Linked DNA regions of Homo sapiens: region 1 is linked to region 2. Evidence: read pairs that join two places in POLR2A ChIA-PET (ENCODE). Cell type or tissue: HepG2. All regions are shown on one strand. Links, peaks and the distances in the headings refer to the core of each region. The heading gives the core; the rest is flanking DNA. Region 1 holds the start of LOC105372563 (a long non-coding RNA gene). Region 2 holds the start of LOC105372564 (a long non-coding RNA gene).

Region 1 (2,913 bases), core at 282-2,781, 52 kb after region 2:
TGTGACTTTAGAGAAGGCGATGAGTGTGATTGATTAGTGATGTCTGCCAGGTGTGAATTCACAGGGGCAGTTGGGGTGAATTCAGAAGGGAGATGGGCGTGATGAGTCAGTGATGTCTGCCAGGGTCCTGGGAACAGAGAGTTGGGCCCATGGACCAGGTAGGTTCCATCCCTGCTTTCTTTTGTAGTTAAAGCTCATTAGGGCAAATTTACCACATAGTCCACACCTTAGCTGAACTTGGTCAGGAAGACATTTCCTTTTCCTTTTTTTTTTTAAAAAAAATCTCTCTTTCCCTCTTTCTCTCCCCCTCCCCCATTTTATCTCATTTTGGTGCTTATAGGTTTTTATTCTATAAACACTTTGCCGTCTTTGTGACACGGACTCATTCAGGACATGTTTACAGTACTTAATGACATCTCCCTGAGAAATAATGAGAATGCCTTTAAAGGTTGTCTTCCTCCCCGTGCGAGCAGAGGGACGCACGCCAGGCCTGCGAGATGAGAGCCGAGGGTCTGGCGGGGGGAAAATTGACTTAATTTCTTTTCACCACATGAAATGGAATGTCTGGGTGATCTGACCTAAATGCATGGCCTAAAACCAATTAATTCTGAATTGCGAATTTGTGAGCGCATCAAGTTGTGCATGGAATTTCCGATGAACCAGACAACGCATACCTGCCTTGTTTGCAAAATGTGGAGATTTTTGCACATAAATTTGCCTAATGGTCCATTATTAAAGTGCAGCTTCAGTCATATTGTACCTCAGCTCGCGGGAAGACGTGTAGTGGTTCCCCGTGCCCTTCCTGTGGAATTCAAGTCCTTGGTCTGTCTTGCCTGGCCCTTAGCAGTGTGGCCCCGGCCTCTCCTCAGTGTGGGTGAACTCCCCCTACGGGTCAGGGTCCTTTAATGCTGTCATCAGAGGGGACCTTACATCCTGCTGCAATGGCTCTGAAGCTAGGCTTACACTACAATCCCTATGCACAGGGGGTGAGGTGCCGAGCCACTGTCATCATGGAGTTTGGGAGAAAACGCGCAGCTCACCACCCCCAACCTGGCCTTGACGCTCCCACTGCCGTGCAGTTACTCATTCTCTTTTCTGTGCCTGTTAGATTAACGCTCATTTCATTGTAATCGGTTTAATTCACCTAATGTTCATTGAGACTACTGTGCATGTGACACCGATTTGTTTGTGGGAAACAAAAATTAACCAGACATAGCAGCTGCTTAAATGACCAAATTAGAAGAAGTTGGCAGGAAATATAAATAACTATAATAAACGTTTAATTTGGTGACTTACAATAGAGCTATAATTAAAACACTACGAAAACACATAGAAGGGAGCTTGGTATGTGTTTCTGCATGTGTGTGGTGGTGTGTGTGGTGGTGTATATGGTATGTGTGTGGTGGTGTATGTGTGTGTGGTGGTGTGTATGGTATGTATGTGGTAGTGTGGTGTGCATGTGTTGTGCAGGTTGTGTGTGTAGTATTAGTGATGTGTGTGTAGTGTGATGCATGTGTGCACGGGTGTGCTGTGGTGGAGATGTGTGTGTGTGGTGTGTATCTGGTGTGTGTGTTTGTCTGTGGGGTGGGGCGGGCTGGGTGCTAGCAGGCTTCCTGGGAGAGAAGAGTGGAGTCTGAGAAGTGGGTGTGGCATCTCTGAGGAGGCGGGGTGGAGAAAGGGTGAGGGTGGCTGCGCACACATACAAACACACTACCACACCCATGGTTGTGGGCTGAACTGTGCCCCACTCCACTTCTAAATGTTGAAGGCATAACCCTGGTACCTCAGAATGTGACCTTATGTGGAAAGAGGACCTTATGTCGTTGCAGATGTGTTTACTTAAGATGATGTCATAATGGAATAGGGTAGGCCCACTCCAAGGTGACAACATGCAGGGAGGACGCCATGTGCAACCGTGGGCAGAGGCCGGGCTGATGGGTCTACAAGCCCAGGAAAGTCCGAGATTGCCAGCAAAACACCAGAAGCTGGGGGGAGGCATGGAGTGGGTTCTTAGAAGGAACCCACCCTGCAACACCTACATCTCAGACTTCAGCCTCTGAAACTGTGAGACATAAAATTTTCGTGCTTTAACCCACCCAGTTTGTAGAATTTGTTACACAGCCATGGCAAACAAATGCACCCAATGTCTAAAAGTCCTTTGATTAACGACTCACAGTTATCCTTTGAAAATTCCCAGAATAAAATGCAAATGTCAAGACTCACAGGAGTCAAGATTCAAACCTTTTGTGTATTTTAAGCATCCACATTTCACTCTTTTTGTTAAAATAAGAAGAACCATTCCAGGTCCAACTGTCTTCTGCAGACCTTCTGTGTGGAATCTTTTCCTGGAGTTGGAATAGCAGACTTGGGGATGGTGCTGTGGGTTTGTTTGGTTTATTGTTGAAATCCCAAGAAAGAACTTTCATTTGCAGCTGGTAAGTTGGTCTGAAGTCCCTTTATCGTCACCTGACCCAAGGCACATTCACCCAGACCCCAGACTTAAGCTGGCTAAAAGTCAGCTGGACTCTTACCTACTTTGTTGTTCCAGGAAAATGTGTTTTGTTTTGTTTTTGGGTTGAGTTTCACTGACCCTTCTCTGCCTCCTCCCTGCTCTATTTCCTTTTGGAGGGAAAATTATTTCAGAGATTTGCTGGATTTACTCATGAAGACTCCACCAATAAATTCCTAACTCAAAAGATTAAAGACATTTATGTACAGCATACAAAAAGAAAAAATCTTGCTTACATCAGAGTCCTGCTGTTTGTATAGCTTAATCAAACAGAGAATAATGTTTGACAGACAAGGACTAACACAGACATTTTTTGTTTTCTAAAACAAGCCTCAATTACTCAAAAAATGTTGCCTGCTTGGTTGGCTTTAAATGTTTTGATCTCCTTCTGATTTATGGCAGTC
Region 2 (2,913 bases), core at 209-2,708:
CGTGTGCCACCACACCTGGTTAGTTTTTAAATTTATTGTAGAGATGAGATCTCTCTATGTTGCCTAGGCTGGTCTCAAACTTCTGGGTTCAAGTGATCCTCCTGCCTCAGCCTCCCAAATAGCTGGGATTAGAGCAGGGAGCCACTGTACCCAGCCTCCTCCTTTCCATTCTTCAGTCTCCAGAATTGCAGTTGTTCAACATGAAGAATAAAGAGTGAGTGCTGGAAAACCATTGGAAGTACCTTTATGATGGGGCCATCTGCTTGTATCTGCCCTTTGGAAAAATCAATGATTTTGATTTTTGGGCAGTTATTTAAGCCTGAAAATATTCATTAGAACACCACAGGGGAACAAAGTCCACCCTTCCAGCCCTCATCGATTTCTCTGAAGTTGGTTAGATGTCACAATTTCTCCAAACAGACTCAGGGAAGTTGACCCAGAGAACAGCACCCAGGACCTTGTGCAGCCAGCAGTGCACGGCTGCAAGAGAGATAGCTATTCGAAGCAGAGGCTTTCTTTTTTTTTATTTTTTATTTTTTAAAGACAACATGATTCTTCCCAGAAAAAAATATAAATCCTACAATGACACCCATTGGGCTGGTGGAAATTCAGTAGAGACAGTTTCATAATTTGGAACTTCGTAACTTGTGGCTTAATATATTGCCCCAAGATAAATTATGGAAAAGCTCCATGTATGGGATTGGTTATAAAATCCACTGCCAAACTGTCTTTCTCCTGGGGCTGGTGGGCTAAGAACCATAGCCAGGTCTCACAGATTAGAGAGCCCCCAGGGAGTGAACCTGGAATGCTGGTGACTCAAGAGAACTTGTAGGCCTACAAAAGTCCAGTGCCTCCCCAGAGAGCTGGGTGTAATTTTTCTCCTTGTTGGGAAGATCCGGGGCTCCTTGGGTGCCAGTCTAGCTATCTTTGTACTGACTAGCTAAGCTCTTTCTGTCAGCCAATAGCGTCAACTTAATTTTCATCATGTCATTATTTCCGTGGCCCAGACATGCCAATGGGACATCAAAATTATTTTGATAAGAACTTTACTTCGTCACTTAGGATTACAGCAAATTACACAATCGCTTTCCTTTCCCCAAGGAATCTCTGGCAGAAGAGAATAAAACCATGTAATCCAAGGCAAGGGGGAAGGGAACTAACTTTTATTGCATTTCTCCTAAATCCAGGTGCTTTACATAGATTATCTCAGATAAGTTAATCCTAGGCAACAACCCTATGAGGATTGTCATTTAACAAACAAAGAAAGGGAGATTTAGGGAGGTTGGGAAGGTTACCCAAGACCTCAGGACCAGAGCTGAAAAGCAGGCAGATGTGGGGCCAAAGTCCAGAATGTTTTCATTGACAAAGCACCAGCTAAAACACAGAATACCAATGACTCTTAGACTCATTCCCGGGCCTCCGGCTGACCACGGGAAAGGGGATCTTCAGGAGCGGGTGTCTCATGGCTGGGAAGAGGACGGCACAGGAGGGCTGGGGAACCCGAATTGCAGCCTGAATGGCCAGTGTCCTTTCTCCAGAATGCAGTTCTCCCTTGCTCAGAAGAAATGAGTCTGCCAGTGGGTACAACATGAGATGATACTTCCACCCCCATTGGTGACAGCCCTCACCTAGCTATCAAGGTATGCAGGGCTGACTTTTCACCTTCAGCCTGCTCCAGGGAAGGGCCAGATGGCATTCAGGCTGATTCTGTGCTTCTGGCTGACTAATCTCTCCAGGTACAAGAGTAAACATGGAACGTGGGGACACCATATGTCCCTGACTCATAGAGCTTGCAGGAATCACCGTCATTCTACGTGGCATCTGCTTTCCTCGGCCGAGGTGGGAGGTGGGTCAATGTAGCGGAGGAAACGTGTCTTAAAGTACAAGGCAGAGTGAACTGAAACATAAAGAGAAGTGTGCACCTGGTAGTTGTATCCTAAATGACATTTATTTTCCAAATGTGCTTTGTTTTGCTAGACAGTGTTCGACTTCCTTCACTCCTTCCAGGGGCCAGCATGTGGCTGGCCACTGTCCACCCTCAGGGGTTGTGAACTGAATTAAAGGGTTGCGTCCTTCATCCATTTTCTTTGCTGAACTGTCTTGAATTTTACCCTAAGTTCAAAATGAAGCAGACCATAGCTGAGTTTAAAGGAGATCCGATTGACATTGGGAAGTGGCACCCAATAAGATGGCTGTTTCTTCCGCCTGCTCCAGGGCTCGCCAACAGGAGAACTGAAAGCTGAAGGTGAGATTAGGGTGTAGGGTCAGCTGCTTGGGGCTGGGATTGCTGGCAAACTCTGAGGGCGGGCAGTGAGCGCTCATTAGGAGCACATGGCTCATGAAGCTTCTAGCACCTGTTCCTGAGTCAACCAGAGTAACGAAGAGGATGAAGTAGCCAAGTCCGGATTCTTAAGCATAGAATCAGAGAAGTAAGTGAAGCAGATGCAGTAAGTGAAGCACAGAGGGGTGATATAACCCACCTAGGACTACACACTTGTGGAAGGTCCAAGTGGAACCAGAGACCAGGGCCTCTCCAAGATCCAAGGCTTTTCTAGAAAGAAAGACTCCACTGGGCCCTCTAGCATTTCTGAGTCACTCTGAGCCACATGCCATGGGACCCCAGGAGTGAACGGCCTGCATTTCATAGGGTTAGGGTCATCGCCTGCACTTTGCAACCAGAGCCTTAGGAAGGTTAAGAATGACCCAGGGTTGAGAAAACAGTGAAAGGCATTCTAAACCACATCTTCTCCACTGTCAAGAGCCTTATCGCATCTGTGACAGTTTCCCATTTCCTATCCCATCCTACCTTGACATATTTGTGAGATGGGTCTTGTTCACCACTGCACAGATATGGAAGTTGAGATCCTGAAAGATCAAATGACCCATCCCAGGGCACACTGTCAACTGCATGGA

Evidence for each region. Peaks named below come from ENCODE experiments on the same cell type or tissue, not always from the same donor. Only the 100,000 strongest peaks of a DNase experiment are listed, where the experiment ranks them.
Region 1: POLR2A ChIA-PET joins it to region 2 with 13 read pairs; 2 of 35 experiments call an interaction of 5 or more read pairs at or near these places.

What each region holds. Positions count from the first base shown.
Region 1 is chr20:22,470,531-22,473,443 of GRCh38, reverse strand. It overlaps LOC105372563 (a long non-coding RNA gene), which reads left to right and starts at 1,906. Exons shown (of 3, transcript XR_001754711.1): 1 at 1,906-2,064. In HepG2, for the core only: a CTCF peak has its summit at 896; DNase peaks (open chromatin) are centred at 893, 1,823 and 2,763.
Region 2 is chr20:22,522,680-22,525,592 of GRCh38, reverse strand. LOC105372564 (a long non-coding RNA gene) reads left to right here and starts at 1,403. Exons shown (of 3, transcript XR_937341.3): 1 at 1,403-2,245. In HepG2, for the core only: no CTCF peak of the experiment used is centred there; DNase peaks (open chromatin) are centred at 392, 1,332 and 1,742; H3K4me3 peaks cover 1,632 bases.